Linked DNA regions of Homo sapiens: all the other regions are linked to region 4. Evidence: read pairs that join two places in POLR2A ChIA-PET (ENCODE). Cell type or tissue: GM12878. All regions are shown on one strand. Each heading gives the region's core, and the rest is flanking DNA. Links, peaks and the distances in the headings are about the cores only. Region 1 overlaps MARK3 (microtubule affinity regulating kinase 3). Region 2 overlaps RCOR1 (REST corepressor 1). Region 3 overlaps MARK3 (microtubule affinity regulating kinase 3). Region 4 overlaps TRAF3 (TNF receptor associated factor 3).

Evidence for each region. Peaks named below come from ENCODE experiments on the same cell type or tissue, not always from the same donor. Only the 100,000 strongest peaks of a DNase experiment are listed, where the experiment ranks them.
Region 1: POLR2A ChIA-PET joins it to region 4 with 5 read pairs; 1 of 35 experiments calls an interaction of 5 or more read pairs at or near these places.
Region 2: POLR2A ChIA-PET joins it to region 4 with 9 read pairs; 2 of 35 experiments call an interaction of 5 or more read pairs at or near these places.
Region 3: POLR2A ChIA-PET joins it to region 4 with 10 read pairs; 1 of 35 experiments calls an interaction of 5 or more read pairs at or near these places.

What each region holds. Positions count from the first base shown.
Region 1 is chr14:103,393,202-103,401,715 of GRCh38, forward strand. All of the region lies in intron 1 of MARK3 (microtubule affinity regulating kinase 3), which reads left to right. Among named protein-coding and RNA genes, the nearest start is that of MARK3, 12 kb to the left of the region's middle. RefSeq lists an enhancer at 6,549-7,348 and a silencer at 8,069-8,188. In GM12878, for the core only: no CTCF peak of the experiment used is centred there; no DNase peak of the experiment used is centred there; H3K4me3 peaks cover 144 bases; H3K27ac peaks cover 873 bases.
Region 2 is chr14:102,683,357-102,687,356 of GRCh38, forward strand. The region is part of intron 3 of RCOR1 (REST corepressor 1); the gene reads left to right. Among named protein-coding and RNA genes, the nearest start is that of TRAF3, 92 kb to the right of the region's middle. In GM12878, for the core only: no CTCF peak of the experiment used is centred there; no DNase peak of the experiment used is centred there.
Region 3 is chr14:103,402,338-103,410,851 of GRCh38, forward strand. It overlaps MARK3 (microtubule affinity regulating kinase 3), which reads left to right. Exons shown (of 18, transcript NM_001128918.3): 2 at 2,739-2,930. Among named protein-coding and RNA genes, the nearest start is that of MARK3, 21 kb to the left of the region's middle. RefSeq lists a silencer at 574-673. In GM12878, for the core only: no CTCF peak of the experiment used is centred there; no DNase peak of the experiment used is centred there; H3K4me3 peaks cover 685 bases.
Region 4 is chr14:102,803,830-102,812,343 of GRCh38, forward strand. The region is part of intron 1 of TRAF3 (TNF receptor associated factor 3); the gene reads left to right. Among named protein-coding and RNA genes, the nearest start is that of TRAF3, 31 kb to the left of the region's middle. RefSeq lists an enhancer at 1,872-1,961 and silencers at 5,855-6,014, 7,824-7,933. In GM12878, for the core only: a CTCF peak has its summit at 2,509 (motif pointing right); a DNase peak (open chromatin) is centred at 3,966; H3K4me3 peaks cover 2,354 bases; H3K27ac peaks cover 3,212 bases.

The DNA.
Region 1 (8,514 bases), core at 4,191-8,190, 590 kb after region 4:
GAACTCCTGACCTCATGATCCTCCCACTTCCCTCCTCGGCCTCCCAAAGTGCTGGAATTACAGGCGTGAGCCACTGTGCCCCGGCTTAATCAGCTTGTCAACTTCTAAGCACAACCTGTTGAATCAAGCTGTTTGGGCCTTATCAGAAAAAAGTTGGCCTATAGTTTCAGCTACTCAGGAGGCTAAGGCCAGAGGATCACTTGAGGCCAGGAGTTCCAGTCGACCTGGACAACATGGTGAAACTATGTATCTTAAGAAAGAAAAAAAAAAGTTGATCTCTGAAGAATTCATGAAAATATTTAGTCAGTTTTCAGGGAAAGATCTTATAGACTTCAATTTGAGCATCCTTATCTTATGTATGTAAATGAGGTAAAGGTTGAAATTTGCAGTAAATAGAATTTTGGTCATTTAAGTTATGTAGCTCATGATATATACATTGTATAACTATTTAGACTTACATGGTGCATGATTTACATTGTAATTACATAGAGGCTTATACAGTCTAATAAAAATTAATATTAACTATTTGATTGCAAAGAGGATTGTTCTGCATTTTATTACTTTTTTTTTTTTTTTGAGACAGAGTTTCACTCTTGTTGCCAGGCTGGAGTGCAATCTCGTGACCTTGGCTCACTGCAACCTCCGCCTGCCAGCCTAAGTAGCTGGGGTTACAGGCACACACCACCATGCCCAGCTAATTTTTTGTATTTTTAGTAGGGATGGGGTTTCACCATGTTAGCCAGGCTGGTCTCAAACTCCTCACCTTGGGTTATCCGCCTGCCTTGGCCTCCCAAAGTGCTGGGATTACAGGCTTGAGCCACTGCGCTCGGCCTGCATTTTATTATTCTAAGATATAGCCAAATTTTATGCCTGGAATTTTTTCCTGGGCTGGAACAAATTCCTAGTAAGAGTCAGGGAATATTCCGTGACTTGTGGCTTTGGTTAAAAAAGAAAAAGGAGTCAGGGAATGCAGTACCCTCTGATCACCACTGGGAGGACTAAAGCAGAAAATTCATTTGTCTCATATCCATTTTCAAATTTCAAATTAAACATGAAGGAGAAAATAAATCTCTTACCTGGGAAGCTTTAATGTCCTGTCTCACACAAGAAGTTAAAGGTTGTGCTTGGAGTTGGTCTGCAAAAGTAATAAGGAATTTGTACTCACCCGTCTGCACCTGCTTGTACAGAACAATTGGAAGGGCAGAAGTTGGCTTTGAAAGAAAAGGCCTTTTTTTGGAGGTGGGAGGGGCATCCAATTTTGTCTTCAGCCGAGAGTTCGCTAGCACTACACTCTAGCCACTCAAGCTGCTCAACTATGGTTGGTCTTGTGTACTTCTGTGTGCACTAGATAAGACATTGTTTCTGTGGGTTATGTGGGACCTTGAAGTTCAGTGTTGAAGCTCAAACAAAGCAGGTGTTTTTTCTGTATTTCTTGTTGACAGGCATTTGCTTTTTGTTGGACCTAAATATTGTGGGGTTTGTGTATGGACATTTGACACAAAAATCTGTATTGGTAGAATTTAATATAAAATCAGAGAAGTTGAATTCACAGGTTTTGTTCATAGAATTTTACATAACTCTAGTCTTTTTTCTTTTTTTGTGATGGAGTCTTGCTCTGTTGCCCAGGCTGGAGTGCAGTGGCATGATCTTGGCTCACTGCAACCTCTGCCTCCTGGGTTCAAGTGATTGTCCTGCCTCAGCCTCCCGAGTAGCTGGGATTACAGGCACCCGCCACCACGCCTGGCTAATTTTTGTATTTTTAGTAGAAACGGGGTTTCACCATGGCCAGGCTGGTCTTGAACTCCTGACCTCAAGTGATCCACCTGCCTCGGCCTCCCAAAGTGCTAGGATTATAGGCATGAGCCACAGCGCCTGGCCACAATCTTACACTACTTTCCTGAAGGGATGTGTGATGGAAAGAGTCTGGGCTTGAAAGTGGAAGACAAAAATGAGAGTCTAAGACTGATCGAGATAAAGATTCTGAAGAGGTAGAATGGACCTCATAAGATGGAGCAAAAAAGAAGGAACAACATATAAAAGGAGAAATTAGAATTTAGAGTTATAGACTGGAATTTGAAACTAGTCTTGAGATTTAACTGTGGACAAATTCACTCGGCTGTGCCTCATGGTTTTTTTTTTTTTAAATCAAAAGAGAATAACATCATTCAAGTTGTGTCTTGGTTTTTTTGTTTGTTTACTTAGATTTTTATGACTTCACTTTCTCAATTTCCTCTGTGGCCAGATTCATCAGGCATTCAGTCACTTTCATCTCTGTCAGGCTGGCCTTGTGTTCTGTCTGTCTGTTCTGCTGCATAGTTGTCATCCTGAGATCTCCCTTCACCCATATCCTAGGGATTCCCTTTGCCTTTCCTGTTCGATCCATTTTCTTCCCCTTGGTTCACTCCCAGGTTTCATTGCAGCAGTTCCTCCAGTGATTTTCTGAGAAAGTTGCTCAGAGGTAAATTTTTAAAATCCTTTCATATCTGCAAACATCTTTATTCTGTTCTCATACTTGATTGATATTTTGGCTGCATATAGAATTCTAGACTGAATGCCCTTTTTCCTCAGAATTTTGTTTTCTGTCTTATATAGCATCTGACACTCCGATTTGGAGAGAGAGAATGCTATTTTGAGTCTTGCTTATTTTTCTGTTTGTTTAAGGCTGATTGGAAGTTTTGTGCATTTGGATGGATCTTGAATACAACAGTGGGACACACTGTTATTTCTTTGTGGTGCTCTTGATACCAATATATTTAGTCTTATCACTTGGCCTAGGCAAGCACGGAATGCCCATGTTCCAGGGAGCTGAGTCGGGAGAGGGCAGAAGGAAAGATCTGTGGCTTTCTGCTTTCTCTGCTTGTTTTCAGTGTCCCTGCCCTCAGTTGTGCCCTGTGTCCCCAAGCCCAGAGACTTTCCATTTTGCCCTTTCTAAAGAACCTCCAGTTTTTTGCCTGAGTGGGAGAGGAGACCCGGGGGTCTGTTATTTAACAGACTGATAGATCTTCTTGTTTCAGGCTTACTTCACTCACACTTCTAGAGGTACTTGTACTACCAGTTCCTGAACCTTTTGAGAGTTCTATAATACAAATCAGGATTTTCCAATATCTCCATAGCTGGCTTAGGATTAATCTTTCTTATATGTGTTAAGTCATTTTCCTTCTTTTTTTAGTTTCTGAAAGTATATCTGTTACCACTTTTATTTTCTTTGTCTTGTGGCTTTTTTCCTTATGCCTTATATTTTTTTCCTTTACTTTCATATTAATGGAGTTTGGAGAGGGAGGGGAAGTAAATGCAGCCATGATTTATAACCAGACTTGGATTAGGTGTTTACATATGTCAATACATGTCTTTAAAATTTAGCTAGTACTTGTTATTATAAATAACAAACTAAGATTGATAGGCTTCTTGAAAAATTGGCGGTAAATTTGGCTAATGGTGGGTTGTTGTAGTAGAGTAGCGTTTCCCCTTTTCACCCAAGCTTTGTTACCTCTTCTTGGGTGGTGCCTGGCCTGAGATGTCCTTCATCTCTCATAAGAACTCTCCTACTTGCCCTTTGAGGACTCCATCCCTTCACATCTTGGGGTACCTTTTTTCCTTCATCTCACCCAAATGTGATCATGTCCTTTGGGTGCCTAGAGCTGCATTATCCAGCACAGTAGCAACTAGCCACATGTGGGGCTACCAAGCACTTGAAACGTGGTTAGTTTGAATTTAGGTGTTCTGTAAGTATAAAAGATAAACCAGTTCAAAGACAGTATTTCAAAAATAGGATATAAAGCCTTTTTATATTATGCATTGAAATATTGGGGGGTATATTGAGTTAAATAAAATGGTATTTAATTTAACGTATTAAATATGTTTCTTTTTACATTTTTTAATGGAGCTACTAGAAAATTGAAAATTACATATGTATGTCACATTATACACCTATTGGACAGCATTAGAGTATTCACTCTGATTTTCTCTTGGGGCAGGAATTGCCCCTTGTTTCAGTTGCTATTCCCCCGTTAGCACCCCGTGTATATCATGAGTGCCTTGAAGGTTTGACACCACACTTTTCTGTTTCTTTTATTCCCTGCTAATGCCTACCATATAGTTGACTAGCCGAAAGTTACTGAATAAACATTTTTTTTTTTTTTTTTTGAGATGAAGTCTCACTCTGTCACCCAGACTGGAGTGCAGTGGTGCGATCTCGGCTCACCGCAACCTCCGCCTCCCAGGTTCAAACGATTCTCCTGCCTCAGCCTTCTGAGTAGCTGGGACTACAGGCACCCGCCACCATGCCTGGCTAATTTTTTTATTTTTAGTAGAGATGGGGTTTCACCATATTGGCCAGGCTGGTCTCGAACTCCTGACCTTGTGATCCTCCTGCCTCAGCCTCCTAAAGTGCTGGGATTACAGGCGTGAGCTACCGCACCTGGCCTGAATCAAGATTTTTTTAGCCACAACTTGTGCCTTACAAGTTTTTTATTCTAAGGATTAGACAAGTAAATTATTTTTCACCGTATTACATTAGTTCACCTACTATACCAGTAACAATTATTTTATTCAAAAGTGAAACAGATTTTACTATATTTATGGGACAATAACAGTTCCCCCTTCCTATTCATATTCTTAGATGCTTTCTCATAAATTCAGCTGTGAAGAGTCACATTATCTTTGATCCATGTGAGACTATCTTCTTGTTTTATCTACTCCTGTTAGTCTCCATATGTCATTACTCTTACCCTCCACCCCACGTTACTGTTTTAATGTGTTTAGTATGTGTATGTGTTCTTACATAGTTTATTTTGGTATGTTTGGTACTTTATGTAAATATTACATATGTCTTATCTGTGCGCTTAATATATTGCATCTAACTGCTGAATAGCAGTGAGATGTATGCATCTACCACATTTTACCAGTCTGCTCGCCAGAGGTGCACATGTTAATTTTCTCCAACTCTGTCACCACAAAAAAAATGCTTCAACATCTTCATGCATGTCCCCTTATGGAGCAATGTAAGAGTTTCTTTGGGATATATAGCTTGGAATGGACTTGATGGGTCACAGGAAATGTCAGATTGTTCTTCTAGATGGCTGCTTCCATCAATAGTGCACCACAGTTTTTGTATTCCCGTTTCTCTGCCAACATTTCAGAGCTTTCTGCCTTTTCCCTATCTAACAGGCCTAAGGTGATACTACATTGTGGTTTTAACTTGTATTTCTCTCTGATTTTTAGAATCTCTTTATACATTCCTTGGCTTTGGGTGCATTCTTGTTTTTTGCGGGGGTTGGTGATTTTTATCAAATCAAGGACAGACATCCCATTCTAATCCTAGTTTGCTATAGGAATTTTGTGGGGGCTTTTTGGTAGAGACAGGGTCTTGCTATGTTTGCCCAGGCGGGTCTCAAACTTCCGGGTTTAAGCAAGCCTCTTGCCTCAGCCTCTGAAGGTGCTGGGATTACAAGCATGAGTCACCATGCCTGGCCAAGAGTTTTTAAATTATAAATTGTTCAATCTTATCAAATCCTTTTTCTATGTTGAATGAAATAATTGCCTAGCTGCTTTCAAAAGTGAAACGTGACTTTGTGAATATTTCTAAAGTACAAAATACTTGGAGGACAGCCATTTATTGTCACAACTTGGCTTTGTAGTTTGTTTTTGTTTTTGTTTTTTAACATTTGGAAACCATACCTATGTGTTAAGTAAGTGGCTTGTGATTTAAGGAATAGAATGCATGTAAGGGCACACTTCTTTTGTTTTACAGAAGGGATCAAGTTCTGTTCAGGAAGATTTGAAACATAGTGTAAAGTTGTTGCTGTTTTAAACTTGTAAACCTGATTCTTCTCATGTGGGAGGTACGTAAGTAGGCCTCTCAGATTTCAGGTTGGTTCTCTGCCTGGTAGATACAAGGGCAAAACTATTCTGGAACCATATTGATGTTAAAAAAATTTTTTACGGACTTCCTGCCGGCAAGGATTTTTTTAAAAGATTTTTTAAATGTGTCTAAGAAATGTTTTAATTTGTCTTCTGATTATACAGTGATTTACAATTCATGCTTCTTTTATATGTGGGCAAAATTAAGAACTAATATGTAAAACAAAATGGAGCACATTCCCATTTTTCTTATTGCTTTGAGTTGATATGGCCCCTATGTCAGTAGTGCTTTGGCTGAACGTCACAAAGACCTAACACAGTGCCCTAAACAAATAGGGGGTTTGTTTTTCTCCAAAAAGAAATTTGGGGTAGGGTGCGGTGGCTCACACCTGTAATCCCAGCACTTTGGGAGGCCAAGGCGGGTGGATCACGAGGTCAGGAGATCGAGACCACGGTGAAACCTCGTCTCTACTAAAAATACGAAAAAAATTAGCCGGGCACGGTGGCGGGTACCTGTAGTCCCAGCTACTCGGGAGGCTGAGGCCAGAGAATGGCGTGAACCCGGGAGGCGGAGCTTGCAGTGAATCGAGATGGCGCCACTGCACTCCAGCCTGGGGCAACAGAGTGAGACTCCATCTCAAAAAAAAAAAAAGAAAAAAAAAAAAAAGAAAGGAATTTGGAGGTATGCAGCGTCTAGCTTTGGATCAGCAGTTCAGTAATATTGGAGTTGGTGGTATTTTAAGGTAGTTTTGTCTTTTCTGTCATGTTTGAGACCCTGTAGCTACAGGATAATGTTTTACAGTTACAGCTACATGGTTGCATTCAAGGAAGGAGGAAGGAACTGTACTGGCAACTCTGTCCTTACCCCCCCACCCTCCTTTTTTTTTTTTGAGATGAAGTTTCTGTCACTCAGGCTGGAGTGCAGTGGCGGAATCTCAGCTCACTGCAACTGTCGCCTCCCTTGTTCAAGCGATTCTCATGCCTCAGTCTTCTGAGTAGCTGGGATTACAGGCATGTGCCACCATGCCTGGCTAATTTTTGTACTTTTAGTAGAGATGGGGTTTCACCATGTTGGCCAGGCAGGTCTCAAACTCCTGACCTCAGGTGATCTGCTAGCCTTGGCCTCCCAAAGTGCTGGGATTACAGGTGTGAGCCACAGTGCCCGGCCTCCCCTTTTATGATAAACAAAGGCATTACCAACCCCTACCCCCTACTACATTGCCACCTAGTAGACTTTAACTAATGAGAACTGGCCAGAACTAAGCCAGATGGCTATCTCTAGCTGCAGAGAAGTTTGGGAAAACAAGTATTTGGCCAATGTGGTCTCCCTAAACACGTGTTCAACTTCTTGAAGAAGGAAATCTCATGTCTTTGGCTGTATTCAGCATTTTTCAGTAGCAGTTACATATTCTAGTTTTCATGGTGGATGAAGTGGTACCAGCTTAGTTCCACAGGAGGGAGAAGAATCAGGACTCATTTAATCCATAAGAATTAAACTCAGCAGCTTTTGAGTACCCATTATGTGCATAGTCTGCCATGAAATATTATAAAGTAGTCCAGGTATGGTGGCTTACACCTGTAATATCAGCACTTTGGGAGAATAAGACAGGAGGATTGCTTGAGGCCAGAGTTTGAGATCAGCCTGGGCAACATAGTGAGATCCTATCTCTACAAAAAATTAAAACATCAGCCATGTGTGGTGTACGCACCTGTAGTACCAGCTACTAAGGAGGCTGAGGTGGGATGATCCCTTGAGTCCAGGAGTTCGAGGCTGCAGTGAGGTATGATCGATCACACTACTGTACTCCAGCCTGGGCAACAGAACGAGACCCTGTCTCAAAAAAAAAAAAAAAAAAAAGTTATCAAAGAATTATATAACATTTTGTGTGTGTGTGTGTGTGTGTGTGTGTGTGTGTGTGTGTATGCAGGTTGTTTATTGGCTCCTTAGGAAGAAAAAAATACGTGTATGAAATAATTGATTAACAGTACAAGAACTCATAATTATTTGTTTAAATGTTTAATGTTGGTACTGAGTGCTGTGGCATAGGAATAGGGAACTTTTTCTTAGGGTCGGTGATGGATTCTTGGGAAAATAAAATGAAGGGCAAATGGAAGCAAAAGACAATTTAATTTGCTTCTGTTTTAAGGGAACTTTTAAAAAGTTAATTCTTAAATTTTTTAATTTAAGGACTTCGTCAAGAAACATCGAATTAAATATATTGAGTTTAACCCTAACAAGCATCAGATCTTTCAGTCTGCTGTATGAGGAAATACAAGTTTCTTTCTGCTTTCTATTATGATTGTTGATTTGCATGAGCGTGTTTTAGGTTAGGCTGTGTTATGCTGTGGTAATACATACCACCAACATCCTCATGATTTAACACAATAAAAAACTTCTGCTCACACCAAGTCTGCTTGAGGGCTCATTGGCTCCGTGGAAACTGATCTCCATGTCCAGGCCAGTTTGGTCTTGTGGCCGTCCGTTTTAGGGCAGTGCTTAGGGTCAGGAGAGCAAAACACAGGGCTGGAGAGTTAAGCACAGGCAACTAAATGCTTCAGCATGGGAATGGCATTCATTTTCACTCACAGGATGTGTTCAGCTTAGTCACATGGCTGTCTATGCCTAACCTCAAGGGAAGGGAGTGCAGTCCTCCA
Region 2 (4,000 bases), core at 1-4,000, 120 kb before region 4:
CTTTGAAACGGACCCTTGTCCTGGAATTACTGTCAGAAAAGAACCGGCCAGAAAAACAGACTCCCGAGCCACGAGTCCAGGTTTGGTTTCAGAATTGGAGAGGTGGAGCACGGAAAAGAAGCCAGAGCAGCGCCAGCGTGGAGGCCACCTGGGCGCAGGTCCCCCCGATCCCAGACCCTGGTCAGCCTGGGGTGCTGACCCCTACTGTTCCACCAGCGGGGCTTCCCCGGGGGTCCCAAGCAATGTGGGCAACTTCTCTTGGGAATCGGAGGATGCTTTGGGCCAAGCTCTCCTCTGGGGGCGCGCTGATGTTCCGTGCGCGAATGTGGCCCCCGCTGACCTGGAGATGGCAGCCAGTGCGCTCGGCCACGCTTAGGGAGATGTCCCTTGATCTCCGCCCTCGGGCCCAGTGCTGCTTCCGGGTCCCTCTTGCCACCAGCCCTTCCCACAGCTGGAAGCTGGCAGTGCTGGGCCTCAAGTTCATCCCGGGGCACCCGGCCTGCTCCCCATACACCAGTCCCTAGCTCTGCGGGGGCTGGGGCTGCACCCTCCTGCTGTGGAGCAGCAGCCGAGGTGGGGCTGGCAGCTGGGGGAGGCGCCTGGGTGCGCCGTGACCTGGGAGCAGCCCTCTCCGCCCCAGCCCCCGCAGCTCTGACCGTATCCCGCCTCTCTGCCTCTTTCCTGGCCATAGTCACAGCCACAGCCATCGCAGGACCCGGCTGAGCGCTAGGAACAGGTTCCTTGTCTTCCTCCAGAATCCAACTCGCACGGGAGGCCCCAGCACCCCTGCCCCCAACCCGCTGCGGAGTCTGAACCTCAAGCGGCTGCATAGCAAACCCGTGGAAATGACCTGTCAGTGTCAGGCAGTGGAAGACAGATGAACTAAGCAAGGGCTCATCGGTAGTGTTCACGTTATGAAAATTGAAGAGAAATATCAAGATTTATTTACTTTGTCACGGAAGGGCTTCCAGACATACCTTTCAGGGAAATCGAGTTGTTAGGGTGGAAGGGCCTTGGGGTGCATGAGACCTAGGGGTTTTCCTTAGATGGCATAAAAAAGGATTGACTTTATAGAATACATCTGTCTTTCCATTTATTAACCGAGTAAACACGGAGCACTGAGAGTGAACAAAGTCCACTAGCGAGAAGGCAGGATGAGGACGGCTTTGTAGAAATGCATTATTTTCTATCAGGAAAGAGCAATGATTTCTACTCTGGGAAAAAAACAAAACAAACACTTACCTAAAAGTAATATTTACATATTGTTGAAAGTTCATAGATAAAAGTATAAAGAATAAAAAAAATTCACCTATTATTCCATCACCCAGAGGTGATAATCGTTAAACATTTTGGGGTATTTCTTCCAATTTTTTTTGTATGTATTTATATAAGTGAGATGATAGATTATCTGTGTGTGTGTATGTGTGTATTGTCTTCCTGAGCATCGGACCTAAGCAGTTTCCACGTTGTTAAAACTGCTTATAAAGGTTTTAAATAACTAGGTGTAATACTTTATTACATGGATATGTCAGTATGTTTAACAATTACTCTATTGAAAATTTAGGTGTCTCAGTTTTGGAAGAATATGGAAGTCTTGGTTGTCCAGCATTTATTCTGACATTAAGTAGAAATAAGTGATTTAGGACATATTTCTAGCAGATACTAAAAAACTGTGTATAGGATGTCTGGAGATCCCTGGCTTTTCTTGTGTGTGTGTGTGTGTTTTTTTTTTCCTCTTCTTTTCAAAGTGGCTGTTCAGAGTTCTGCCTCTTAGGGTTACTGAAAGCTTATAAAGTTATGTTGTAATTATAAAAATAAATGCTATTTTAGAAAATTCAAATAGTACATAATGCATAATATATAATTGTTTTCCACAAAATGTGAACTGTTATCAGTCTGCTCATAAGTACATCTGGGACTTTGTTTCATCTCAGTATATCTACAGTTATCTAATTTTTTTTTACTGTAACTAGTATGGATGTATCATAATTTAGCCTTTTTTTAAACAAAATTACCTGTATTACCTATTGATGAATATTTATAATCTTAGTTCTTTTTTTAAACTCTGTTTTTTAAAAAACCTGATCCGTAGAATGACTCTAGTTTAACATTAATGAATTGTACATTTCTTTTTTTTTTTTTTGAGACAGAGGTTTATTCTTATTGCCCAGGCTGGAGTGCAGTTGTGCGATCTTGGCTCACTGCAACCTCCACCTCCTGGGCTCAAGAGAGTCTCCTGCCTCAGCTTCCCAAGTAGCTGGGACTACACACGCAGGCCCCTGCACCTGGCCTTGAATTGTACATTTCAGAATAGCTAGAAGAGGGCTGAGTGCGGTGTCTCACCCCTGTAATCCCAACAGTTTGAGAGGCTGAGGCGAGCTGATCACTTGAGCTCAAGAGTTTGAGACCAGTCTGGGCAACATGGTGAAACCCCATGTCTCTCAAAAAGTCCAAAAGTTAGCTGGGTGCGTGGCATGTGCCTGTAGTCCCAGCACTTGGAGGCAGAGATGAGGATGCTTGAGCTCAGGAGTTCAAGACCAGCCTGGGCAACATAGATCTCCCCTCTATTAAAAAAAAACGGGGAGGCGGGGGCTAGAAGAGAATAATTTTGAATGTTCCTAATATAGAGAAAATGTAAATATTTAGGATTATGGATATCCCAGTTACCCTGATTTGATTATATGAATGTATCAAATTATCACATGTACCCTGGAAATATGTACATCTGATATGTATCAGTAAAATAAAATACATACATTTTAAGAGAGGATCTTGGCTCTGTTGTCCATGCTGGAGCTCAGTGGCACAGTCATAGCTCACTGCAGCCTTGAACTCCTGGGCTCAAGCTGTCATTTTAAAAAAAGCAATAGTGAAGATTTTTGCCCCTTAATACATTTCTTATTTTCTTGTTTAAAATAGATTTTATATTTTAGAGACATTTTAGCTTCACAGCTAAATTGAGCAGAAGGTACAGAGTGCCCATTTATCTTCTGCCCCCACACACCCACACCCTCCCCCAGTGTGAACATCCTGCGCTGGAGTCCACCAAAGGGATACGTTTGTTACAATCAAGCAGCCTACAGTGACACATTCTTATCACCCGAAATTCATAGTTTACATTAAGCTTCACTCTTGTGTTGTATGTTCTGTGGATTCCGACAAATGTATAATGACCTGTCCACCAATGTAGTTATCATCGTTTCACTGGTTTAAGAAACCTCTGTGCTCCACCTGTTCATCTCCCTCTCTGCCTCCTAAACCCTGGCAACTGTTGATCGTTTTACTGTTTCTGTAGAATGCCTTCCAGCTGGAATCATATAGTATGTAGCCTTTTCAAATTGGCTTCTTTCACTTAGCAATATGCATTTAAGGTTCCACTGTCTCTTTTCATGGCTGGATAGTTCATTTCTTTTTAGTGCTGAATAATATACCGTTGTCTAGCTATGCCACAGTTTATCTGGTGTATTGTCATGCTAGGAACCCCTCTCCCACCCCCACATTACAAACAGACTGATGTCTTCTGTCGTCTTCTCCTTTTTTACATCGTTGTTTCAACTGAAATTATTGGATTATATTTTTTCCTTCACTTACATTAAACTCATACATACTTTGTGCCTGGACTTCATTCTTTTCAGTGTACCTGGCTCTATATTTATTCTTTTAGGTGAATCTTAGATTTGTGGTAACAAGTTCTGTCCAAAAGTATCTCAATTCAGATTATACGGAATTCGTGTTTATCTACTGAGTTTTCATTTACGTTTTATATTGAACAGCTTTTTGTCTGGGAATGTACCAGGAGTGAAAGGTTCAGGAATCTCATACTGTAATGGAGAGACAGAAAAAATGAACATGTGAGCAAATAATTTATGTGTAGTTTTCCTAGGCAACTCTTCCTTTTTAGAGGTAGAAACACTGGGGTCTACAGAAGTAAAGTCAAGTGTTTAAGGTCCCATAGCCAGTTATTACAGTAGCCAAGTTTTAGCTAGATCTCTTGTCTCCA
Region 3 (8,514 bases), core at 667-4,666, 600 kb after region 4:
AGGTCAGGAGTTCGAGACTAGCCTGGCCAACATAGTGAAACCCTGTCTCTACTAAAAATACAAAAATTAGCCGGGTATGGTGGCGCGCACCTGAGTCCCAGCTACTCATGAGGCTGAGGCAGGAGAATTGCTTCAACCTGGGAGGCGGAGGTTGCAGTGAGCTGAGATTGCGCCACTGCACTCCAGCTGACAGAGTGAGACTCCATCTCAAAAAAAAAAAGGATTTTTCTAAGATTTCTATTTTACATTAAATAGAAGGCAGTTGGTTTGCATGAAAATTATTATTTCATCAATTTGACTGCCTCATTATAGAAAACACATATTGAAGTCAAATAAAACGTAGAGATGAATCTCTGAAGTTAAAATATGTTATTTGGGACGCAAGAATTGCAATTTGGGGCACACAGACCACAGGGTGGTCTTCAGTATGTATGAAGAACAAAGTAAAGGATGGAGGTTTTATAAAGAGAAGTGTTACATATTTTGAAAGACAGGTCATTGGCACTAGTAAAGTTTTGGGGAGGTGGCAAGCCCTGATTGGTGAGTGACAGTGGTGGGTAATACTGGTCTTAGAGTCAGCAACAAGTTGTTTCAGTAGCCATTAGATAAACTGGTTTCAGGTTACAATAGGCAGTTTCAGCAGCCAGGCTTACAGAGAATTATAATCTTGGAGCAATGTTACATCCCTCCCCCTCCCCTGGCCCCCCACCCCATCCCTGCCCCTCAGCTCTGATTTAGTTGAGTACGAATAGGATGACCCAATTAGTATGATCAGCTTTCACACATGAAGGTTGAATTTATGAAACATGTAAATTTGAAAATACATGTTTACATTGCAAAAAGCTTTTTTAACAAAAATTTTGGCCAGTAGTATAAATTCAGTGAATATGTTTTCATTGCACAGATAGTAAAACCACTTGATACATACCTCATGGGGATATGGACTGCTTTATGCGCTGCTTTTTACCACACCTTAAATAGTGCCTGGTTGTGTGTGTGTGTGTGTGTGTGTGTGTGTGTGTGTGTGTGTGTGTGTAACTCAGTAAATATTCAATGAATGAATGAAGAAATTCAGAAGATAAAAAAGAGAAATTTCCCTTATTTTTAACCTTCTGAACACTATAGTGGTTAGCATTTATATCATTTATTCAGCCATTCTAATATTTATTGAGTAGCAGTTTTGTACCAACTGCTGTTCTAAGATATAAGGAATAATAAATTCCTGTTACTGTTTTCATGAAACTTAAATTCTAGTGTAATTAAAATCATGTAGAAATAAACATAAACATGATCACCCAGCTTCTTTTAAAACTAGACTGCAGTTGATGTAATAATTTGCATTACAACAGCATGCATCTTGTGCACAACAAAATCTACCTGTTTTTGTATTAAAGCCTTAGTGTCAAAGCTTTATTATCATTTTAGTCTTTTATCAACTCCATATTTATAAATGGTCTATTTTCCCAAAGTTCTAATATGGAAATCAGAATCATTTTTGTTAGAGGAACAATGTTTACAAGTTGCCTAGATTTGCAGTGAGGTCATAAAAAGCCTGTTTAATCTAAAATAGACATTTGCAATAAAAACAGAAATTGTTGTTGAGATGCCATATTATGTGATAACTGAGTAAAACAGACAAGAGCCTATCCCCTAACCTGGTATGTGAATGTGAAAATATTAGAGAAATAATGAAGAAGTAGATGGAGACTAATGAGGAAATTCTGAAAAGGACATCTTTTGAGAAATTCAGAGGTAGATGGCGCAAGTTTTAAAGCTTACTTTCACTTTAAAACACCTGAGTTTCATTTCCTTTGATTTGAGTAAATTACAAAGCAGTTTATTAGTTAAATCAGGCTTGTTTTGATTTATAGGTATATAGAGAAAGACAGGACATTTTCCTGGACAGAAAGTTGGAAAAGAGAAACGTGTAAAGGGGGTGGAAAGTGGCTGTGAGTGCATGTGGAATGAGAAGCCTCCCTTGGGCAGGAGTTAACAGCCACAATGGGGAAAGGATTGGGACATCTAATCCTTTGAGTGTGTGTGGGGGCCAAGGGAGCAGTAGTAGCAGGATGCCTGCGCATACAGCCATGTACACAGTGTGTACACAGAAGTGTAATTCTTGGGCCTGAATATTTCATAGGGTAGAGACATATTGAGTACTTTATTAAGTAAGCATATTGAGTACTTTATTCATCTATACAACAAGGGTCGTCTATTAAGGGCCACACAGTCTAGCTGTTTCTGTAAAGCACATTGTTTTGAATTACTGTTAGCAGTGTAGTATAGAAGGAAATCGGGAATCCAGATTCTCTATGGATTTCCCCCTGAACAGTTATGTGGCTGTATCCTTATCTAGTGAATGGTGACATTAGCTTTTCCCCTGCTGCACGGGCTGTAGTGAGGCTCAGGTGTGCAGGTGCACTTACTAACATATGGAAAAGTTAAGCACTGTATAACCAGAAGGTAGCCCTTTTACTCCTATTTTATATGACAGCCACGTATGCAAAATATCTAATTTCTTCCTGAACACTCAATTGAACTTCAACACTTCGTATTTTTCGTCTCAGAATTTTTATTTTCCTCAAATTTATATTATGTGGTTAAATTCCTTTGAAGTGCTAGATACTTTAAGATTAAAATTAAAGTAGGAATGTTTTTTCTTCAATTAGAAGCTCTTAGAACTTGGCAAGTACTCTGTGTTCTCTCATTTCCTTATCTTTGTGTATGCTGTATTGCAGCACACGTCACATGGAGATGGGCGTCAAGAAGTTACCTCTCGTACCAGCCGCTCAGGAGCTCGGTGTAGAAACTCTATAGCCTCCTGTGCAGATGAACAACCTCACATCGGAAACTACAGACTGTTGAAAACAATCGGCAAGGGGAATTTTGCAAAAGTAAAATTGGCAAGACATATCCTTACAGGCAGAGAGGTAAATACCAGTTATGCTTATTTCTGTTATGACAGTTGCTCTGTTTATTTCCATGTAAGAGAAAGAAAAGAATATAGATATAGGCCTTATTTCTTTTTTTTAAGATGGAGTCTCGCTCTGTCACCCAGGCTGGAGTGCAGTGGCATGATCTCAGCTCACTGCAAACTCTGCCTCCCGGGTTCACACCATTCTCCTGCCTCAGCCTCCCGAGTAGCTGGCAGTACAGGTGCCCGCCACCACACCCAGCTAATTTTTTGTAGAGACAGGGTTTCACCGTGTTAGCCAGGATGGTCTCGATCTCCTGACCTTGTGATCCGCCCGTCTCGGCCTCCCAAAGTGCTGGGATTACAGGCGTGAGCCATAGCGCCTGTAATATATAGCTACTATGTATTACATGTATTACATGTCAAGTTCTAACCACATAATATAAATTTGTAATACATAGCTGGGATTACAGGCGCACACCACCACACCACGCTAATTTTTTTTTTTTTTTGTATTTTTGTATTTTTGTAGAGACGGGGTTTCACCATGTTGGTCAGGCTGGTCTCGAACTCCTGACCTCGTGATCCACCTGCCTTGGCCTCCCAAAGTGCTGGGATTACAGGCATGAGCCACCGTGCCCAACCTATTTTATTTTCAAGACAGGGCCTTGCCCTGTCACCCGAGCTGGAGTGCAGTGGCTCAATCATGGCTCACTATAGCCTCAACCTCCTGGGGTCAGGCAGTTCTCCCACCTCAGCCTCTCGAGTAGCTGAGACTACAGGCATGCACTGCCACACCCGGCTAATGTTTAAAAAATTTTTTTGTAGAGACAGGGTTCTCACCGTGTTGCCCAGGCTGGTCTTGAACTCCTGTGTTCAAGCAGTCCTCCTGCCTCAACCTCCCAGAGTGTTGGGATTACAGGCATGAGCCACCATGCCTCACTAATTAAGCTTTTTCTTTTTTGGGGGGTTAGGGGGGTGTCGGGGGTTGGGACGGAGTCTTGCCCTGTAGCCCAGGCCTGGAGTGAAGTGGCATGGTCTCGGCTCTCTGCAACCTCCGCCTCCCAGGTTCAAGCGTTTCTCTTGCCTCAGCCTCCTGAGTAGCTGAGATTACAGGCGCACACCACCACGCCTGGCTAATTATTTTTTTTTTTTTTGTATTTTTAGTAGAGGTGGGGTTTCACCATGTTAGTCAGGCTGGTTTCAAACTCCTGACCTCAGGTGATCTGCCCGCCTCAGCCTCCCAAAGTGCTGGGATTATAGGCATGAGCCACCACGCCCAGCCTAATTAAGCTTTCTCAAAAGAACATGAAACATATATTAGGTGTCTGGGAGTTTTTTGTTTTGTTTTTGTTTTTGTTTTTTTTCTGAGGCAGAGTCTCACTCTGTCACCCAGGCTGGAGTGCAGTGGTGCAATCTCGGCTCACTGCAAGCTCCGCCTTCTGGGTTCAAGCCATTCTCCTGCCTCAGCCTCCTGAGTAGCTGGGATTATAGGCATGAGCCACCACGCCCAGCCTAATTAAGCTTTCTCAAAAGAACATGAAACATATATTAGGTGTTTGGGAGTTTTTTGTTTTGTTTTTGTTTTTGTTTTTTTTATGAGGCAGAGTCTCACTCTGTCACCCAGGCTGGAGTGCAGTGGTGCAATCTCGGCTCACTGCAAGCTCCGCCTTCTGGGTTCACGCCATTCTCCTGCCTCAGCCTCCCGAGTAGCTGGGACTACAGGCATCCACCACTGCACCCGGCTAATTTTTTGTATTTTTAGTAGAGACGGGGTTTCACTGTGTTAGCCAGGATGGTCTCGATCTCATCTCGTGATCCGCCTGCCTCAGCCTCCCACAGTGCTGGGATTACAGGCGTGAGCCACCACGCCTGGCCCATCTGGGAGTTCTTTTGCTTTCCCATTACTTTAAACGTTGGAAATATCATAGAGTGTTTAAATAGTCTTTACCTTTAAAAATAGGTAATGTTTTGTTCTTTTTCAGTAGCAAATGTCTGCTACCACAGTAAAAATTGTCTTTAACTTCAGGTATACACTTATGTGTATGAGCTCATGTTACTTGCTAATCAATATTATTGTCAATATTTACAGATTTATCTTCAAGAAGTTTCTTAATCTCTCTACTTTTCTCATAGCGTATGTTTAATCGGTTATTGTGTAGGAAGGCACATACTTTCCTAACCTTTGTGAAATGGCTTTCTGCTCAGCCCCGTTCCTATTAATCAAAAATACATGCATTAAAACCACAAAACTAACTCCCTCCTCTTGTTATACTCATATGGTACAGAGCCTGTTTTGCCTCTTTTTTTTTTTTTTTTTTTTTTTTTGAGACGGAGTCTAGCTCTGTCGCCAGGCTGGAGTGCAGTGGTGTGATCTCAGCTCCCTGTAACCTCCGCCTCCTGGGTTCAAGCAATTCTCCTGCCTCAGCCTCCTGAGTAGCTGGGACTATAGGCGTGCGCCACCATGCCCGGCTAATTTTTGTATTTTTAGTAGAGATGGGGTTTCACCATGTTGGCCAGGATGGTCTCAATCTCTTGACCTGGTGATCTGCCCGCCTCAACCTCCCAAAATGCTGGGATTGCAGGTGTAAGCCAGCGTGCCCAACCTTTGATGTAGTTTCTTGCATTTAGGTCTTTGCGCCTGCTTTTCCCTGTACCTGAAATACTCTTTACTCTTCTGTTTAGGGAACATTTCTGAGAAGTAATCATTGACAAATCCCCTTTCCCCAGGCATGGGATTCCATAAAAATCCCGATACTCCCCTTATATGGCACAATTTACATTGTATTGGAATTGCTCGTTTGTCTGTCTCCTTCTCTAGTTTGTAGGCTGTCTCCAGTCTGTAGGGGAAGATGACAGAACTTAACACAGTGCTTGGAACCTGTTAGGTACTTAATAAATATTTGCTAAATGAATGCAATAATACTGTTTTTTGGCGGGGGGGAGGTGGTGTTGGCAACAGAGTCTCACTGTTGCCCAGGCTGGAGTGCAGTGGCGTGATCTCAGCTCACTGCAACCTCCCGCCTCCTGGGTTCAAGCGATTCTCCTGCCTTAGCCTCCCGAGTAGCTGGGATTACAGGCACACGCCACCGCACCCAGCGAATTTTTTGTATTTTTAGTAGAGAGGGGGTTTCACCATGTTGGCCAGGCTGGTCTCGAACTCCTGATGTCAGGTGATCCACCCACCTCAGCCTCCCAGAGTGCTGGGATTACAGGCGTGAGCCACCATGCCTGGCCTGAATGTAGTAATACTTTTGAAGGAAGCTTTTAAAACAAATGCTCTCCCTGTGCGAGACCCTTCTGATAGATGTGCCAAGACTGTGACACATATGGCGTAGCATTCATGCCTGCAGCCCACCAGGCCTGGGGCTGCAAGAGCATGAGCCCTGGGTCTGTCATCTGTCAGCATGCATCCTCTGTTTGCAGCAATGTGCCCTGTAAATATTTTCATTTCCTGTGTGTGCGGAGACTTGGAAAAGGTTGGGAAGCACTGGACTGTGCTAACTGGAATTTTAAAAGACTGTTGCCAGAAATTTGCCTTTTGACAATTCATTAATTTTAGTGATAAAATTCTTGTGGATTTTTAGTTAAGACTCCTTGTTGCTGAGCTGCCTTATAGACTGCTTTTGGAATCTGTAAACAGCTTGTGTGGGCGGAGCTGTCCTTGTTGTCCTTGATTAAAGCTTTCTTGAGATAAGGAACGGTGAGACCTCTGAGTTTCTTAGTTCCCACCAGTTCCAGGTGGCTACTTGCCAGCTTCCTCATGTGGGCAGAGATGGTGGGCCAAGAGAGCGTTGAGACAGACGAACCTCTTCCATTTACCTTACCTGATTTACATTATCTAGAGTCTGGCCTGTGGTGTTTACTTCTAGTAGGTTCTTTCTCTAGAAATGCTTGAATATGACTAGCAGAGTGGTTTAATTTAAAAACTTTCTCAGTTTCTCAGTTTTTTTAAAACTTTGAACAAGTTCTCACTCGTAAGTGGAGTTGAACAATGAGAACACATGGACACAGGGAGGGGAACATCACACACCAGGGCCTGTCGGGGTGAGGGGCAAGGGGAGGGATAGCATTAGGAGAAACACCTAATGTAGCTGATGGGTCGATGGGCGCAGCAAACCACCATGGCACATGTATACCTGTTTAACCTGCACGTTCTGCACATGTATCCCAGAACTTAAAGTAAAAAAAAAAAAAAAAAAAAAAAAAAAAAAGGAAAAACTTTGAACAAAATCATTTTACTCTTGTGGGGTTTTTTTTGCCTATTGTAGATATGACATATAAAATGTAAACATTATAGAAATATAGAAATTCATTATGTAGAAAGTAAGTTCCTTGAAATTTGTCTCTTCAAAGACAATCACTTTCAGCAGTTTGGTGTATATTCCCAGAGTTTTTTATATAGACATTAACTTTTAAAAAATTTTAACAGAAAGGGACTCATGGAACATGATGACAGTTTTTTTACTTAGTAATGTACCTTGACCATGTCTGGGTCTTAGTACTCATAGATCTGACATATTAGTCTAAAGGCAGCATAGTCTTCCTGGCTATGGTGGTACCATAGTTTATTTCCTATCAGTGGGCATTAGGGTTGTTTCTAAATTTTTGTTGTTACAAACAGATCTGCAGTGGACATTCTTTAGCATTGCGTGTCCTTGTTAAGTGTTTCTGTAGGATAATTCCTAGAAATGGAAGTCCTGGGTGAAAGTGGATGACTATTTGACATTGTAATAGATACTACTAAATTGGTTTTGAATAAAAAGTGATGTACCTACTTTATTATTCTACCAAAATGGAATAGAGTGTTCATTTTCGTACATGCTTCTACACTGTAGATAATTTTTGTCTATCTGAAGGTCTCAATCTGTTTTTGCTGCTGTAACACAATACCAGGGACTAGGTAATTTATAAAGATAAGAAATTTATTTCTTACAATTGTGGAGGCTGGGAAGTCCAAGATCCAGGGGCTGCATCTGGCCAGGGCCTTCTTGATACATGAAGGGCGTGATGGAAGGGCAAAGAGTGGGGAAGGAAGGGAAGAGGAGGAGAAAGGAAGAAAAGAGGGCAGAGCCCTTGCAATCTGATTGCCTCTCCAGGGCCCCATGCCTTAGTACTGCTGCAACAGCAATTACGTTTCACCATGAGTTTGGGAGGGGACATTCATTCAAACCATAGCACGTATGGACAAAAAAAGGGTGTAGAGAAAACCAGAAGTTGCTTTTTCCCTTTTCACTACTTAGATTTATGATCTTTTTATATATTTTTGTCATTCATAATTTCTTTTTGAGGCAAGTTCCCTGGCCACCCGCAGTAGCTCATGCCTGTATTCATAGTGCTTTGGGAGGCCAAGGCAAGGAGGATCACTTGAGCCCAGGAGTACAAGACTGCATTGTGCTATGATTGTACCGCTGTACTCCAGCCGGGGCAACAGAGGACACTCTCTAAAATAAATAAAAATAAAACAAGTTTCCTGTTTATATCCTTTATTCATTTTTCTTTTTTTTTAATCTTAGTGATTTAAACCCTTTATGTTTCAGTCATCTGTCTGATGTGTCTGTTAATGTAGGTTATGAATATCTTTCCCTAGATTACTCCTT
Region 4 (8,514 bases), core at 2,287-6,286:
GACTGCTGCATGTACCATAAAAACATGCAAATATATAATTCTTGGCTTTGAGGAGGTGACCCTATGAAATTGACTTAAAAAAGTTGGGCTGGATATAGTGGCTGGCGCCTGTAATCCCAGCACTTTGAGAGGCTCAGGCCGGAGGGTCGCTTGAGCCCAGGAGTTTGATACCCTGTCTGAGAGAGAATTAGCTGGGCATGTTAGTGTGCGCCTGTGGTCCCAGCTACTCAGGAGGCGGGGCGAGAGGGATCCTTCCAGGCTGAGATGTGAGGGTTCTTTGAGCCCAGGAGGTCCATACTGCAGTGAGCCATGATTGGGCCACTGCATTCTAGCCTCAGTGACAGAGTGAGACTGTTTAAAAAAAAAAACAAAAAAAACTTCAGAGGAGTCATATGATTGACTTGTGTGTGTCTACGCAGACTCCCTTTTCTCTGTAGAGACTTACAATCTTCAGTTCTCTGGAGCGTTCTTCAGATTCCCTTGCTCCATGACTGACCTTGGCTAGGAAAATAATTGGGCCGTTTTTGGTGCACAGCAGATGAAAATTATCAGTATGTCCCTAGCTTTCCACTGTGAGGCCGCCGTAGCAACAGAGGACAGTGGATGTGTGACTTGTACCCTTTCAGAGGGCCAAGAACGCAATATCCTAAAGCAGCCTTTTCTTTTTTTATTTTTTGAGTCAGGGTCTCACTCTGTTGCCCAGGCTGGAATGTAATGGCATGATCTCAGCTCACAGGAGCATCAACCTCCTGGGCTCAAGTGATCCTCCCACCTCAGCCTCCCAAGTAGCTGGAACTACAGGTGCAAGCCACCACACTGGATAATTTTTGTATTTTTTGTAGCGACAGGGTTTTGCTATATCGCCCAGGCTGGTCTTGAACTCCTGGCCTCAAGTAATCATCCTGCCCCAGCATCCCAAAGTGCTGGGACTACAGGCATGAGACATCACACCTAACCCTGTTCTTGATACCTGGTTTTTGTGGTCCTTTTTTTCTAAAATTCATATGAATTTTGAGTTCTGCTGTATGATATGTAATATATATGTTCTAATATTACAAACTTCTAAAAATCTTTCTGTGCACCAAAATTGATCCTCCAGGACAGAAAAAATGCCAGTGGTTCTTGTCTATACCACCATATTTTGAGGAACACAAGGAAAGATTTTGACCTTCCCTGGACGTAGAAGAATTTGTATTGTGATTGACACATCTTTAATGCCTTAATTACTTGCCTTCAGTTTTCTTTCCTTTTGGTGCTTAAGGGAGTATTTGTTCTCCATGCATATTTGGTACCCTTTGGTTTAGATAATTTAGATAATTAGCAACTAGTTTTGGTCTCATTATCAGACATTTTACTCTGGACACCCCATCACCACTCCCATCATGGGGGAGTTTGGAGGCCAGGAGATTCACTGGATGCTTCTTTTCTAGTGTGTGCTCTTCTTAGATGGGAAGGAAAAAGGTAAAACCTCAAAAACTCTGTGGTAAACTGATGTGGGAATCTGATACTAAAAATGTCCCAAGTGATTTAAAGTGTGTAAGAATTACTCACTTTTCTGTGGAGAGCGATGTGCATAAAGACAGTGACAAGTGGAAGAAGATATCCAGATGAGACCCTCACTGCCCTCGGTGAGTGGATTGCAGGATGCTGGGAGCCCCCTTGCGTAGAGACTCACCGCTGGACTCCAAGCCCTCTGTGGCTTCTGCTGTGGCTGAGTCATCGCTGCCCAAGACTACTGTTGGGTTCTCCTCCCTGCTGGTGAGCAGTGAGGCACCAGGGAGCCCCTGCCTGCAGCCAGCTCGGTGATTCCATGCAGTTTTACATAGGGAAAGAATGCTCTACCTGGCTACGTTTTCCTGTGTCCTGTTGAAATGAAGAGGTTAGTCATGCATTCCCTCAGCTAGAGCGTGAGGCAGTCCTTCCGAAGATTGTCCAATTTAGACCCAGACTCTTCAAAGGAAATGTCAGCATGTTTTGATGTCATGGTTCAAAACCTCACTGGGATGGTTTGTGTGAGTACATACCTGTTTTACTTTTAGTTTCACTAGAGGATGTCATTTGGACTAGTTGTTTTTAAGTGAACATTTCAAACTTAACTAAATTTGATTCCTGTTTCCTTGGTTGTAGTTACATGGAAAGACCACTGGGTCTGGGACAGTGGTTCTCATCCAGAGATGGAGTTGGTGGGGTGGGGGTGGGGTGCAGTTTCGTACCCTAGGGGGCATTTTGCAGTGTCTGGAAACCTTCAGAAGTGGGGTGGGGGATGCCACTGGCATTGGTAAGTAGAACGAGGGATGCTGTGAACACCCTGCAGTGCTCAGCATATCCCTACAGCAAAGAGTTTTCGGGTTCAAAATGTTAGTTGCGCCAAGGTTGAGAAACCGTGGCTTGGAAATTGTTCATTCACCATACTCTTCTTGATTTCTAGTGAATGTATGACTGTTAAGATTTTATGTTTTCATAAGGTGAGGTACTTTCTACAGAAATTCAGTCTCTTTAGTCATTAAACAGCAGAGGGCACTTGGAGGCTAGAGTGCCCAGAAGTCCATCAAGCCAGTCTGGATAAACCCTTCCCAACATGCCATAATTTACATCAAAACTTTGGTTAGCAGAATGGGAATTTTTGAGTAGATACCATTAGAAAAATAAAATAATTTTCCAGCTGTGGTTCCCAAGTTCCCCAAACTTATGTCTTTAGTCCAAGCTGCCCCTTGAGCTTCAGCTTCGGACCTGCATATTTATTTAACAGCTATTGAGTCCTTGGTATGTGCCGGGCACCCTCCTGTGTACCAGGGCATGGCAGGAAATGATATGGGCAGCTCCCTGTAGTCATGAGGCCTGTGTTCTAAGGCAGACCTTGAAGACAGGGAAGTCCATGTGCTGATTCCAGAAGAATAGAGGGGGCCTGGCAGGGCTGGGGGGAGGTCAAGAGTGGAGTGCTTCATACAGCTGGTCTCAGAGGGGCTCATTGTCCCGGACCTGCAGGACAAGGAGGCGTTTTGTCCACAAACCTTGAGAGTGAGTGAATGGGGCATGACTGGGGCCACTGGGTGTTATTGCTTGAATGACACCTAACCTGTCTCTAGTGAAGCTCTTGATTCCTCCCTACCCCCATCCAGATGCTAGAAGACTGGGGAGCATTTCTTGGTCCCTCTTCTCTCACAATCTGTCGTTGGTGCTCACTTCTGCACCCTGTTTTCCCACGTCCCTGGTCCCCAGCCCAGGCAAGCCTTCTGCTGATGCCGGTGGCCCCAACTTGTCTATCCACTTCACCCCAGTTTTCTCCAGGCCTTTCTCCATGCTGCTGTCAGAGAGATCTAAACATAGGTGGCCTCCTGCCCTTCCCTGAAAACCCTTTACGGCCTCTGACTGCATTCAGTGCACCCTGCATTCCTCCTGATAAGGTCTTGCGTCTCCCTGCTGCCCCAGCTTCAGCCCCAGGAGCCTGCCTGCCCAGGAGGCCATCATTGTTCCCCCTGGACACTGCCTGTCCTGCCTGCTGCCTTGTCCTCCTTTCTCCAGGGGCCTGGGGCCTCAGTCTCTCCATGCCTGCACCTGGAGTCCTGTTGCCTGTGTCCTACAGTTTCCTCCTCAGCCATCCCCACAGGGCTGTGTCCCTTTCTACTAGCCATGTTTATTTTCTTGTGGAGATGGGGTCTTGCTATGCTGCCCAGGCCGGTCTTGGTCTCCTGGCCTCAAGCAGTCCTCTTGCTTTGGCCATCTTTAGATGATAACTCACTCACCTGTGCTGCCTTTCACTTGGAGGATGGGTGGATGATTCACAGGGACCTGCCCTCCTTCCCGCAGAGTTGGGGTTTTTGTGTAGGGGATTTTTCTGTCAGTTATTTTTTCCTCACCTTTCAGAGTATTAAAAGAACTAAGCCATTAGTGGTGAGGCATGAGGGCAGCGACCACAGCTCCAGGGGAGCTCTCTTATCCCTACAGCTGGCAAATGTTCCACCCTGTTTTTATGGCACACAGAAAGGTAGGCGCATAGTGATGTTGTTAGTAAGCTTTTGAAGTAGAGCATGGTGAGTTAGTTGGCCTTTTTACGAAAAAGGAAATGGAAAACTAGCACCATGGCCTTGGCATAATTACTCCAACATGCAAATCAGTACTGGAAGGAAGTTGAGGCAGCATACCTCTATGCTCCACTAGTCCTTAAGACACGTCTGAAAGAAATGAAATTTTATTTTGTTAGAGGTGAAGGAATGCATGGATGGAATGCATGGTCCAGGTGTTTATAACTGTGCATTTATTTGGCGGTTGTTTTGGATGGACAGGAAGTGGGAGGGGAGGGCACAGAGAGTCACTTTGGCCACGTCCCTGGTTTGCCACAGGCTGATACTGGAGCATTCCTAAGTTTCGCAATGGAGATGGATGTGAAAGAAGAACACACTAGGCCAGGTGCGGTGGCTCACACCTGTAATCCCAGCACTTTGGGAGGCTGAGACAGGCGAATCACCTGAGGTCAGGAGTTTGAGACTAGCCTGGCCAAGATGGTGAAACCCCACCTTTACTACAAATACAAAAATTAGCCGGGTGTGGTGGCACATGCCTGTAATCTTAGCTACTCAGGAGGCTGAGGCAGGAGAATTGCTTGAACCCAGGAGGCAGAGGTTGAAGTGAGCCGAGATTGTGCCACTGCACTCCAGCCTGGGCAACAGAGCGAGACTCCATCTCAAAAAAAAAAAAAAAGAAAAGAAGAACCATACTAGTCAGGTGCTAGAGGGCTTCCAAGGCAGCCTCCAAGGGAAGGAAATGTCTGAGAAGTTATTTAAGAGGATTTGTTGGAACAGAAAAACTTCCAAATTGGTCTAGAAGGTGGACCCTAGCTATAGACGCATTTTACAGGACATAATGTAAATATTAAAGGCACATTTTCAGTATTTGGGGAAAATATGTCCTCTGAGTCGAATGACCAATGGCTGTTTCTAGAAAAATTTTAGTTGTAGTTTTAATTTGATTGTCTTGAGCATGGTGATAGATTGACTTTTTTTTTTTTTAAGACAGTCTTACGCTGTTGCCCAGGCTGCAGTGCAGTGGCACGATCTCAGCTCACTGCAGCCTCCACCTCTTGGGTTCAAGTGATTCTCCTGCCTCAGCCTCCCGAGCAGCTGGGATTACAGGTGCGCGCCATCACACCCAGCTAATATTTATTTATTTATTTATTTTGAGATGGCGTCTCGCTCTGTCACCCAGGCTGGAGTGCAGTGGCGCGATCCCTGCTTACTGCAGCTTCTGCCTCCCAGGTTCGAGAGATTCTCCTGCCTCAGCCTCCCAAGTAGCTGGGACTACAGGTGCGTGCCACTACACGCGGCTAATTTTTTGTATTTTTAGTAAAGACTGGGTTTCACTGTGTTAGCCAGGATGGTCTTAATCTCCTGACCTCGTGATCTGCCTGCCTTGGCCTCTCAAAGTGCTGGGATTACAGGCATGAGCCACTGTGCCTGGCCGCACCCGGCTAATTTTTGTATTTTTAGTAGAGACGGGGTTTCACCAGTTGGCCAGGCTGGTCTGAAACTCCTCACCTCAGGTGATCTGCCTGCTTCAGCCTCCCAAAGTGCTGAGATTACAGGCGTGAGCCACCGCGCCTGGCCTAGAGTGACTTTCTTAAAGCTCTGTGTCTCCTGGAAATGGAATGTATCCCAAATGAGGATTATTTTTAAGCTTTATAATAAAATCTTTCACAGCATAGACTTTTTTTTTTTTTTTTTTTTTGAGACGGAGTCTTGCTCTGTTGCCCAGGCTGGAGTTCAGGGGCGCAATCTCGGCTCACTGCAAGCGCCGCCTCCCAGGTTCATGCTATTCTCCTGTCTGTCTCCTGAGTAGCTGGGACCACAGGCGCTCGCCACCACACCCGGCTAATTTTTTGTATTTTTAGTAGAGATGGGGTTTCACCATGTTAGCCAGGATGGTCTCAATCTCCTGACCTCGTGATCTGCCCGCCTCGGCCTCCTAAAGTGCTGGGATTACAGGCATGAGCCACCGCGCTTGGCCCACAGCATAGACTTTTAAAGACCATGTAGGCAAGAACAGATCTTTAAAGGGAAACCTCAGTTTGGCTTTTGAAAGTTCATCTGATTGAAGTTAAACTGATGAAACATACTCCATCCATGCATTACCAAAAACGTTGGAGCACGGCATGGCAGTAGTATCTAAAACAGATTGGCAAACTATGGGTCTAAGAATAGTTTTTATGTGTTTAAAGGATTGTAAAAATAAGCAAAGAAGAATATGTGACCCATGAAACATAAAATAGTTACTGTCTGGCTCTTTATGGGAAAAAAGTTTGCCAACTCTTGGCTTAAAGGGTCAAGAATGCTTTACCAAAAAACAAACAACCCCCTCCCCCCTACAACTGTAATGTTTGAGCAGGAGTTTTACAAGATAAAGAATTTTGATCTTGAGGGGATTTGGGTGAGGATGGGGCGGTGCAGTGGGAGAGAGAGTATAGATACTGTTCATCACACCCAGTGCAGTCGGCTCTGGTGGGAACATAGGGTGACCTCAGTGTGTGGTGAGGACAGTGATCATGGCCCCTTTTACAAGTTGAAGCTTAGTTCTGGAGTGGTGGACCATCAGAAGCTTTTAAGTAGGAGAATGTCAATGTCATAAATTAGAGTTAATTGTGAGAAATTGAAATAAGTATTCCATTTTTTTCTGAGATGTGCTCTCCTGAACTTATAAAGTAGTTCTTCAGAAGTGTTTGCAGTGTTCACAAGACACTGGCTCTGTGGTATTTGACATGCAGATGGGCCCAGAATTCCTGACTTAAGGCTAAAGATTTATCTTGAGCTTATCATGATGTGGGCTTATGATTGTTTTGATCAGCAGCTGACATCTGTGAAGCCTCAGTGATCCTATAAATTGAGGAACCTGAGAGAATCAAGAGAAAGACAACAATTCTTGCTGATGTCAGTAACTGTATTTCACCTGTTAAACTTCTGCATGGAGGAGGTCAGTGTTGTCTGCTGTGTCAGCATCAGCCTACCTGGGTGTGGACGTATTCTTTGGGAGATGAAACGTAGAAAAGGTACCCCGAGTCCATTACACATTCTGGATTCCCAGAAATAAGACATCTCTGAGGGCAGAACCTTTACAGTCACTTACATCAAGAAGGAATTCTTCAGGAGAAAGCTCGGTAAAGGTATCTTAACTTTGTATGTATACCCAGAGAAAACACATAAAGATAAAAATAAAATAATTTTCCTCATTATCCCCACACCATTAGCATCTTGGTGTATAGTCTTTGCATCTTTTTTCAGTATGTATGCACTTAGATCATCTTGTAGGACGCCAGTCCCATGCATTATACACTTTGTATCTCACAGTGGAGTGGAGGACAGCCTGATCCTTAAGGGGATGCCGAATTGCTGCATCCCCATGATTTTTGCTGCTTTGATTCTTCTCATGAGCCCCGTTGCTGCTGTCTGTATTAGCGTCCTTCTGAGCAAACAATGGGTACCTTTTTTTTTTTTTTTCTTAAGAGAGAGTCTTGCTATGTTGCCTCAGGCGGGAGTGCAGTGGCTATTCACAGGTGCTGTCGTACTGCCCTGGATGATAGTACACTGCAGCCATGAAGTCCTGGGCTTAAGCAGTTTTCGCCTCAGCCTCCTGAGTAGCTGGGACATTAGGCCCGTGCCGCCATGCCTGGCTCTTGACCATTCCCACAAGCCACACCTACAAGGAGCTCAAGGAGCTGTTTGCGCTGTAGGCGGTTTTTTTTTTTTTTTTTTTTTTTTGGTTTTTGTTTGTTTTTGTGCAGAGGTCAGATCTCTTGTCTCATAGTGCAAAGGCGATGAAGGCCTTCATTACAGTCTCTCAATTTGACTCTCAGTTTGATCGGAAGTTGCTAAGATGGGCTGACATTGTGAGGAGGATACTGCTACAGCAGTAGTGTGTGTGTGTGTGTGTGTGTGTGTGTGTGTGTTTGTACAGACTGTCTCACTCTGCCACCCAGGCTGGAGTGCAGTGGTGCAGTCATAACTTACTGTAACCTTGAACTCGTGGGCTCAAGTGATCCTCCTGCCTCAGCCTCCCGAGTAGCTAGGACTGTAGGCTTGTGCCACCATGCCTGGCCCTTTTTTTTTTTTTTTTTTTTTTTTTTTTTTGTACAGACAGGGTCTTGCTGTGTTGCTAAGGCTGGTCTCAAACTCCTGGCCTCAAGTGGTCTTCCTGCTTCAGCCTCCCAAAACACTGGTATTACAGGAGTGAGCCAGAGCACCTGGCCTGAAGCTATATATTATTGTTAACTGCAGTCATCCGACAGTGCTATAGAACACTAGACTCTGTTCCTGTCTAGCTCTCTCCCCATTTTTCCCATCCTCCTACCCTTCCTAACCTCTAGTATCCTGTGTTTACTTTTGACTTCTGTGAGATCAACTTTTTTTAGCTTCCACATGTATTAGTGAGAACATGTGGTGTTTAACTTTCTGTTTTTGGCTTATCTCACTTAATATAGTGTCCTCCACTTCTATCCATGTTGCTGTGAACGACAGGATTTCATTCATT